2 separate regions of the Homo sapiens genome follow, and region 1 is linked to region 2. Evidence: read pairs that join two places in POLR2A ChIA-PET (ENCODE). Cell type or tissue: OCI-LY7. All regions are shown on one strand. Links, peaks and the distances in the headings refer to the core of each region. The heading gives the core; the rest is flanking DNA.

Evidence for each region. Peaks named below come from ENCODE experiments on the same cell type or tissue, not always from the same donor. Only the 100,000 strongest peaks of a DNase experiment are listed, where the experiment ranks them.
Region 1: POLR2A ChIA-PET joins it to region 2 with 6 read pairs; 1 of 35 experiments calls an interaction of 5 or more read pairs at or near these places.

Annotation. Positions count from the first base shown.
Region 1 is chr12:14,312,865-14,317,943 of GRCh38, reverse strand. No RefSeq gene overlaps it. Among named protein-coding and RNA genes, the nearest start is that of ATF7IP, 50 kb to the left of the region's middle. In OCI-LY7, for the core only: CTCF peaks have their summits at 2,842 and 3,049; a DNase peak (open chromatin) is centred at 2,893; H3K4me3 peaks cover 363 bases; H3K27ac peaks cover 1,330 bases.
Region 2 is chr12:14,611,700-14,616,778 of GRCh38, reverse strand. It overlaps GUCY2C (guanylate cyclase 2C), which reads left to right. Exons shown (of 27, transcript NM_004963.4): 25 at 52-146; 26 at 1,836-1,912; 27 at 3,488-4,147. The coding sequence ends at 3,662. It overlaps PLBD1-AS1 (PLBD1 antisense RNA 1), which reads right to left. Exons shown (of 6, transcript NR_120465.1): 3 at 3,853-3,900; 4 at 2,209-2,257. Among named protein-coding and RNA genes, the nearest start is that of PLBD1, 46 kb to the right of the region's middle. RefSeq lists a silencer at 1,879-1,928 and enhancers at 2,461-2,710, 2,731-2,830, 2,841-2,890. In OCI-LY7, for the core only: a CTCF peak has its summit at 3,678; DNase peaks (open chromatin) are centred at 1,778, 2,848 and 3,748; H3K4me3 peaks cover 2,611 bases; H3K27ac peaks cover 3,870 bases.

The DNA of each region.
Region 1 (5,079 bases), core at 568-4,567, 300 kb after region 2:
AGCTCCCAGAAGAAGCTAAAAGAGGCCAGATATCAATTCTCTCTCAGTGGCTCTGGAGGGAGCATGGCCCTGCTGACACGTTGATTTTTACACTTCCAGTCTCCAGAACTGTGAGAGACAGATGTGTATGTTGTTTTGGTAATTTGTTATGGCAGCCACTCTAAACTAATACAAGGGGTAATTTAAAGTTGTTTTTTCTCTTTGGTTCAAAATATCTAGGTATTTTATATCAGCCCTCTAGTTCCTTTGGGGACCTATATCCAGGTTTTATTATATTTTATTTTTTGAGACAGAGTCTTCCTCTGTCACCCAGGCTGGAGTGCAGTGGCGTGATCTCAGCTTACTGCTACCTATGGCTCCAGGGCACAAGTGATCCTCCTACCTCAGCCTCACAAATAGTTGGGACTATAGGCATGTGCCAGCATGCCCAGCTAATTTTTGTATTTTTTTGTAGAGATGAAGTTTCTCTATGTTGCCCAGGCTGATCCTGAACTCAAGTGATCTGCCTGCCTCAGCCTCCCAAAGTGCTGGGATTATAGGCATGAGCCACTGTGCCCAGCCCCAGGTTTTATTCTTTGCCATTATTTAGTCTTTGGACTAAATTCTAAAGACAAAAAACAGAGATACTTCCTATTGATCAGTGATTTACAAATATTGGTGGCATAAGAATATCCAAGGAGACTCATCATTAGTGGAGAATCCTGGGGCCCCACTACAGACTGTGGGGTAGCAACTAAATTTTGACAAGTAGCTCAGATAGATCCTTTTGATGGCCCTTAGACTGATCACATTTTGAAAAAGTGATTTAAAATAGTGGAAGAAATATGAAATATTAGTGTATTAAGTAGAACTAGACTGAGCTGTGACAGAAAATCTACAATAATACTGACTTTAAAAATATATCAGTTTATTTTCTCACACATAAAAAAATAGAGGGAGCCAATCCAGGGCTGGGACACCCCATCATAAGAGATTCAGGCTCCCACTAAATTGTTGCTCGTTTCTTCCGTCTTGCTGCTATTCCATCCTCAGCATGAACCTTTCACCCCATGGGTCCCAGATGGCTGTTTGAGTGCCAGTCCTTACATCCACATTTGTCATGTGGGAAATTACTTTGACTCAATAGTAGCCCCTAAGTATACTACCATGCAAGCTATCACAGAAGTCATCGTACAAAAAGCCATGCAGATTAAGTAAAGATGCCTGAATTATGTGGTTTATTGAATCAATTTAAAACGCAGACTGAGGCCAGGTATGGTGGCTCACGCCTGTAATCCCAGTACTTTGGGAGGCCAAGACGGGCAGATCACTTGAGGTCAGGAGTTTGAGACCAGCCTGGCCAACATGGCAAAACCCCGTCTCTACTAAAAGAAATAACAAAATTAGCTGGGTGTGGTGGCGTATGCCTGCAATCCCAGCTACTCAGGAGGCTGAGGCATGAGAATTGCTTGAACCTGGGAGGCAGAGATTGCAGTGAGCTGAGACAGTGCCACTGCACTCCAGCCTGGTCAACAGAGTGGGTGACTCTGTCTTAAAAAAATAAATAAAATAAAATAAAATAAAGACTGGGCCAGGCGTGGTGGCTGACTCCTGTAATCCTAGCACTTTGAGAGGCCAAGGCAGGCAGATCACTTGAGGCCAGGAGTTCAAGACCAGCCTGGCCAACCTGGTGAAACCCCATCTCTACTAAAAATTCAAAAATTAGCCAGGCATAGTGCCACATGCATGTAGTCCCAGCTACCAGGGAGGCTGAGGCAGGAGAATCACTTGAACCCATAAGGCGAAGGTGGCAGTGAGCCAAGGTCGAGCCACAGCACTGCAACCTGGATGACAGAGCAACACTTTGTCTCAAAAACAAAAACAAAAACAAAACAACAACAACAAAAAAACAGACTGAGCAACAAGGATAAAGGAATGAGATAACAGGTAAACATACTTAGGATAGGATACAGGTGGGGCAAAAAGACCACATAATGTGAATCATGGGTTTCCAAATGTGTACAGGTCCTATCTTTGTTTCTGCTACATCAGTCTTCCCTTTGAAGGTATGCTCATGAGGAGCAGAATTGGGATTTGGACAAGGGAGCCTAGCAGACAGAGAGTGCCTGGAACCAACTCACTCATTTGCTCTATAAGCAAAAGGCAAGGAGGGCAAGTATGCCTGACTACAACTGTAGCTCCCTAATTAACCTGCTAAACAGCTGTGGGTGTCATCTGTGTTTTTAGGGTAGAGCACAGATGAGACCAGAATGACACCATAATGAGTATCACTAATGAGTAGTTGTGTTTGTTTCCCATTTCTGTGTAACAAATTACCACAATTTTAGCAGCTTAAAGCAATACCCATTTACTAGCTCATAGTTATATAGGTTAGACATTGGGCACTGCATGACTGGTTTCTCTGCTCAAAGTATCACTAGGCTGAAGTCAAGGTTCAACTGGACTGAGTTCTTGTCTAAGGAAAATCCTAAGGAAAGATTCACCTCCAAGCTCATTCTTCTTCTTGGCAAAATTCATTTCCTTGCACAGGCTGACAGGCTGAAGTGTATTTGTATTTTTAGTAGAGATGGGGTTTCGTCATGTTGGCCAGGCTGGTCTCAAACTCCTGACTTCAAGTGATCCACCCGCTTTCTCCTCTCAAAGTGCTGGGAGCAGGCCTGAGCCACTGCGCCCAGCCAAGTTTCACCTGTATCTTATAAGCTAGTAGTTTACCTGATATGTAGGCTTAATACTTCATATGAGTTTCAAATATCTCACTTGTTTGTCCTAGCTTCTATGGACCAATTGAATACTCTCAAAATATACAGTGAACATACATTATGACTTTTCAGTCAGCAAGGAAAAGGAGGAAGTGAAAATGGTTTGTTCCTCCCCCAGCATCCCTCACCCTTTAAGGATTTTCACAAACAACACTTCTGCTTATACTCCACTGGTCAGAACTTAGTCACATGGCCATACATGGCTTAAAGAGAGATAAGGAAGAGCAATCTTTATTTCGAGTAGTCATGTGCCAAGAGAAAAATCGGATGTTCTGGCCAGGCGTGGTGGCTCACACCTGTAATCCAGCACTTTGGGAGGCTGAGGTGGGCGGATCGCTTGAGCCCAGGAGTTCGAGACCAGCCTGGGCAACATGGTGAAACCCATCTCTACAAAAAATACAAATTAGCCAGGCATGGTGGCGCCCCCACCTGTAGTCTCAATTACTCTGGAGGCTGAGATGGGAGGATTGCATGAACCTGGGAGGGGGAGGCTGCAGTGAGCCAAGATCTTGCCATTGCATTCCAGCCTGGGTGACGGAGTGAGATTCTTTCTAAAAAAGAAAAAAACTGATGTTCTGTTACAGAAGAAGAAGGGGGAAAAAGAAGTGACAGAGGACAATTAGTAATTTTCACAATTACCAAAAAACAAAATTAGCAATAATAATAACTTTGACATAGAGACTATGGCTAAAGCCCTCATGTCTGAAACTGGTTGTGAGGCGGTAGCTAGTATTTATGACTTATCTTTCTTTTTACCTGGACTGTGTTCTTTGCCGTCCAGCAACACTTAAGCTTGTATGATACTGCTCCTCTTCCTTCTCCTCTCTTACCTCCTCACCCCACCCTGAGCAGAGTGACTTGTACCTTCAATTCTGAGGGTGATGAATTATTTGTGATACTTCCAATAGGTCTCAGGTACTCTGGCACCATTAGATAGTAGTAAAAGGAGGTGACCCCAGGTGTTCCCTAGGATTCTTGCTGTATTCTTCATTTCCCCTATGTAATCAAGATCTATAATACAGCTAAAGTCGTCACATCCTTTTTGCGTCTTGCTCTGATGGCATATGGAGCCTGAAATGGCTAGGTGGCAGTTTCTACTTCAAATTTATTTCCGCTATTATCACATTCCACCTTTCTCTTGGGTACTGAGAATTGAGAGCTGAAAAGCCTGTGGTTACAAGTTGAGGAGACAAAAATTCTGAAAACAGATTATTACATGCAATCATGAGCAGTGCCCCTCCCAAGTACACTGCTAGTTTCCTGGAATCTTATTCCTTACTATGGGAGGGAAAGTATCATTGTTGGTCACTGGTTCAGAACATATATCACATTCTGCAAGACAGCTGTAACTTTGCAAAATGAGGTTCCCAATCTTATAGTCTGGTTGAATTTTCAATAAAATGTTCCAGTTTCTTATATGGCTGACTTGTAAGCACAAAAAAAGCATAATAACAAGAAATACTGTGGACTTCAGCTTCATTTCTTATACTATGAAGAATGGTCTAAGGCAATGTCTGAGTGGTGTATAACGCATTCAGTAAATTCATACATGATGACACTATAACCATGAAAGCAAATACACAACCAGAGGGAGTCTAAGTAAAGGCAAAACAGTGACAAATACATGTCAAGGGGAGCCAGTGAAACTGGCTGACCTGCAATCAGATGCATGACTTCCCTGTAAACTATGGATGGACTTTCTGTTCATTAGTCAGCGTGCTTTGCCAATTTAAACTTCAGCAGGTCAGGCCTGGTGGCTCACGCCTGTAATCCGAGCACTTTGAGAGGCCAAGGCGGGCGAACCACAAGGTCAGGAGTTCGAGACCAGCCTGGTCAATATGGTGAAACCATGTCTCTACTAAAAATACAAAAATTAGCTGGGCATGGCAGTGGGCGCCTGTAGTCCCAGCTAATCGGGAGGCTGAGGCAGGAGAATTGCTTGAATCTGAGAGGCGGAGGTTGCAGCGAGCTGAGATCATGCCACTGCACTCCAGCCTGGGCGACACAGTGAGACTCTGTCTCAAAAAACAAACAAACAAACAAACAAACAAACAAACTTTAGCAATGCTAGCAGACAAGTTAGCCTTAGTGAAGTGAATACTGGGTGATAAACTCCAGGTGATAAGCCTCCTTCACTACCAGGTTGCTACTTTGAGCAAGAACCAGGCCAAGGATTATTGACAACCACAATGTAGATCATACCATCCAACTAATTAGTCAGACATCATGTTTTAAGCAGGGACTATGTGAAACTTCAGGTTGAGTTCAGAATCTGATTGGGACAAAGGTGCAACAAATTCATATTAGAGTTCCAACTATT
Region 2 (5,079 bases), core at 467-4,466:
AAATAGGCTGTGTACTAGCTGGGATTTTTATTTGTCAATTTGCATTTCCAGCTTTGAGAATTCACGTGAGTGGCTCCACCATAGCCATCCTGAAGAGAACTGAGTGCCAGTTCCTTTATGAAGTGAGAGGAGAAACATACTTAAAGGTAAGGAGTCCACAGAGACAATGCATAGGAAAAGCTCTCAGACACGCTTGGGCCACCTCCTTTGAGACTTGGCCAGGAAAGTTGAGCATGCTAATCCTCTTCTGTACTCATCACGATGAGCACCCTCCATCCTCTGCAAGAGAAATGACCACCAAAAAATGTGAACTCAAAACTTGCCTTTACTCCAAAGAGCCCTTTTGAGATTTTGAACTCTGCCAGCATTTCCTCTGCCATATCCAGGTTTTGTATCCAGTTCCTCCTCCAAACACAAGAGCTACATACAGTCTGGTCCAGGACTTATTTAATTTGAATCAAAACCCTTGTCCCCCCACTTACTTCCCTACTCTTACTACACACTGCTGCTATGATCTGAGGTCACCTCTCTTGCCAGTTGCTTTACTATTCGGAAGCTCTAGAATCACAAGGAGTGAATGACAAGGTGTGGCCCCATTCTCCTCCTCTTCCTCATCTGGAAGCTTGTTAAAATGCAGATGTGTGGACACTCTACCAGGCCTACTATGCAAGATTCTCTGTGGGCGTAGATCAGAAATCTATATTTTTAACAAGATAATGTGTTTGTGACCACACTAATATTTGAGAATCGCTATTCCAGATTCTTCATGCAGTTCCTCACATTTAAAACAGCTGCCCTCCATAGCCATCAGTTGTCTCCAAATGCTTCTCAGGCTGCTTTTCCAAAGTTATTGGAATCTTTTCACAACTGGCAAAGCCAGCTATTAACTGTAAGTTACCTGTCTCCGGTAGCCATAATGCTTCTGGCCTTTACATTTGGATTGCACCTTGGAAAAGTCTCCTTTTACGTAAAAGTGTCCTAACATCACACTTGCTTTTTGAGTCCTCCATAAGTACATTTTTTACAAAGAACACTTACCCCAAAATAGAACCAGTTTATGGATTGCTATGGTCCAAACACAGCCAGTGAACCACTACTTTTTTAAATGAGTTTAACAATATATATCAATTATATATATATATATATCAATCACTCATTTTTAAATTATTGATATATATTATAGATATATATTATTAAACTCATTTTTTAAAAATAGTGGTTCACTGGCTGTGTTTGGGCCATATGTATTTTGTATCTCTTTTTCAAATACCAGCTTTAGCAAAAACAGGGTTTCCAGTATTCCAGTAAATTTCCATACATTCCGTAGCCTCCAGATGGGCCCCAGAAATGCCACTTAATGAGTTCTTAATTGTGATGTACATGTGTTTGTAATAAGATAGGGAAACTGTAGCAAAAGTTTTGTAGCAAAACTTTATTGCAAAAAGGGCTAGAAGGAAATATGGACAATGACAACCAGTTGGATTTGTTGACGTAGCAGAATTGTAGATGAATTTTCTTCCTTTTTAAGTTAGAGTTCTTGTGATGTTGCTAGAGTGATATTTTAAAATGTCTTTTGGGGAAAAAAAAGAAAACTCTACTTTGAGAAAAGGATGTCTGCTGAATGAGAAACTTATTTTTAAAAAGGCACTTGGAAATAAAAATCTGTCTAGAGATAATGCAAATCATAACAGGAATGTGTGATGTGCTTAAATATTGGCACTGATGAGAAATGCGGAAGTGAAACATGTCACAGAAACAGATCATTATGGAAACAGTGGTCTACAACTGAACTGACTCCTTGGACTCCGTGGTACGTAACTCTTTTGTCTTACCAGGGAAGAGGAAATGAGACTACCTACTGGCTGACTGGGATGAAGGACCAGAAATTCAACCTGCCAACCCCTCCTACTGTGTAAGCTTCTGGGTGTGGCAGGGACAGGGAGGAAATTAGAGATCTTGGCTTTGTTAGTTACAGCCAATTTAAATTGGCAAATGCCTTACAAGTGGCATATATTGCATAAGAAGTAAGGGACTATACATGAGAAGGTTTAGAAACCTCCCTTCCTAGACTGCAAGAAGGGGATTATCCTGAAACCCTGCATTTTCCTGAGACCTCAATGAAACAGAAAAGTATTTAGCCTTGGCTTCCCTGTCTGGAACACAGACTTGCTTCCCTGAATCAGATGTGGGGGCTCAGTATAAAACTACCTTTTTTTTTTTCCACTGTGGATCCTTTATCCCAAGAGGGAGCTTCCACCTGGAAAAGAGGAAGAATGAACAGACTATTTAGAACTTGAGGAGATTTTGTTATTTCATTTATTTCATTTTATTTACTGGCTCTGTATTCATGATATTTTTAACTGTCAAAATTATGTTTTAAATGCCTTATCTGCATTAAAGTATACTTAACTTATAGTTTATGCAGAAAATATACTATATATTAGACAAGAATGAGTTAAAAGTTTCCTGAGTCTGGGTATGAGCTTCTACCTATTCTGTCCACTTTCTTAGACTGTACCAGTCATCATCTTGTTCTTGCTGAAAAACTGACTATATTGCCCTGCAATAAAGCATGGCAAAGCTAGCGTTGTGTTCCAGGCTTGCTCGGGAGAACAGAAGACACTTTAGAGTTCACTTCATGCATGTCTTGTTCTGACAAGAGTGGAGCATACTGGGGGCAAAGAGGCTCTCTGCATTCCACTCCTGTCTTCATCTTTCTGTTGAGTTGCCTGATGAAAACAGGACCTGCCCCAACCCCAAGACTGCGGTTCTGGGTCTTAACATGAAGTCTGTGTTCTCCCTGAGATGAGGAAGACAAAGTTTCAGGGTTAACTGACAGGTTTCACTTCTCCTAAAGGTGACTCAAGCTGTCACCCAGTTGCCTGTCAATACATGTTACTGCAGCCATATGGCCATTTCCTTGGCTTTTGCTATGGTTGAGAAACTCTGTCTTGCAGAGGCCTAGATGTCAGACCCAGAGAGATGGCAACCTTCTAGAAAAGCCAAAACAACCCAAATCTTCCCTGGGGCATGAGAAACCTGGCTCCTTACTTGGAGTGTTCCAGGTCCATTCTAAACTCGTGGTCCCCTCCACCATTCTAAGCCTTCCCCAAACAAGACTCACACTGTTAAGTATGTGTGGGACCAATGAGTTTTCAGGGTTGTGTGGCAGGGGCCTAGCATCCTCCCAGCTTCTTTTCCCCTTCCTGCAGTGGCATATGTAAACCTAGATCCTCCCAACCATGCCTCCAAATTCCAGCAGCATATTGTTTCACTTTGAAATTGAAGCCTAATTTCCTAGCAGAGATAACAGTTTTTTAAGCTCATCAAAGGCAGGGATCATTTTGTATTCTTTGGATTTCCTGTGTCTAGCACAGAATAGGCATTCAAAGAGTAACTGACTAACTGAACTGATTATTCTGGAGCTAAGGAATATTCTGTATGAATTGCTGAGAAGTTCTATTTTCTCTTCCCACTCTGTTTCCAGGGAGAATCAACAGCGTTTGCAAGCAGAATTTTCAGACATGATTGCCAACTCTTTACAGAAAAGACAGGCAGCAGGGATAAGAAGCCAAAAACCCAGACGGGTAGCCAGCTATAAAAAAGGCACTCTGGAATACTTGCAGCTGAATACCACAGACAAGGAGAGCACCTATTTTTAAACCTAAATGAGGTATAAGGACTCACACAAATTAAAATACAGCTGCACTGAGGCAGCGACCTCAAGTGTCCTGAAAGCTTACATTTTCCTGAGACCTCAATGAAGCAGAAATGTACTTAGGCTTGGCTGCCCTGTCTGGAACATGGACTTTCTTGCATGAATCAGATGTGTGTTCTCAGTGAAATAACTACCTTCCACTCTGGAACCTTATTCCAGCAGTTGTTCCAGGGAGCTTCTACCTGGAAAAGAAAAGAAATGAATAGACTATCTAGAACTTGAGAAGATTTTATTCTTATTTCATTTATTTTTTGTTTGTTTATTTTTATCGTTTTTGTTTACTGGCTTTCCTTCTGTATTCATAAGATTTTTTAAATTGTCATAATTATATTTTAAATACCCATCTTCATTAAAGTATATTTAACTCATAATTTTTGCAGAAAATATGCTATATATTAGGCAAGAATAAAAGCTAAAGGTTTCCCAAAACTGTGTATGCGTTTCTACCTATTTTGCCCATTTTCCTGGAATACATCAGTCACATCATCTTGTGCTTACTGAAAAACTGACTACATTCACTCACACTGAAGTACGGCAAAGCTAGCATTGTTGCTCAAGGGTGAGAACCTTGAAGGTTAGTATCACTTGCTACACATGAGGGAATTTTTGACCTTTATACAGAGGTGTTGCTTCAGCTTGTCCAATTAACAATGTGGATGGCAGTGATCCAAGTATGGGACCCAGGCAAAAGTCAAGTTCCTGTACTGCACTTTTCTAACTACAAAGTAATCCATGTCTCCAGGCTCCTGATCTTTCATCAGTAAATTATGAATTATAATACTCACTTCATTTTAGACTGCGCCACCCCTTCCCCCAAGCTGGCATAACACCACTCACAGATAATTTCCTTAGACCCACAGTTTACAAGGTAAAAGGAGGGAATTGGAGATGGAAGTTTGATCTCCCCACCAGTCTGAGAATCTTCACAAGAAGCTCACTCTGGTCCTGTCTCATGAACCATTGCAAGTACCAGGTGGGCTGAAACACCAGGGGTGAACTGGGGACAAAAAGCGGAGGTGCTGATTGCTGAAACTGACATGCAGATCTTGCAGCTGCTCTGTACTCCAATCAGCAGAGATGCCATACTGAGAAAACTGGATGATGCAACAGTCCTACTCTAGGCAAAACCCACAGGAAAGCCTGAATCCCTGGTTAGATTTCCCACAAAGCCCAGGTGCTAATGTGGAACCTTCCTCTTACTTGGAAACAACTAAAAGGTTTTTTCCTTTTAAACAACCTTTGAATTCTAGCACTCTCCTAAGGCTTCCCCAGACCAGGAAGCAATAGCAGACCAGTGACTAAGTTACAACATTAAGCACTAAAAGTCTAACACCACCAAGAATACCTGTAAAAGCTGGAAG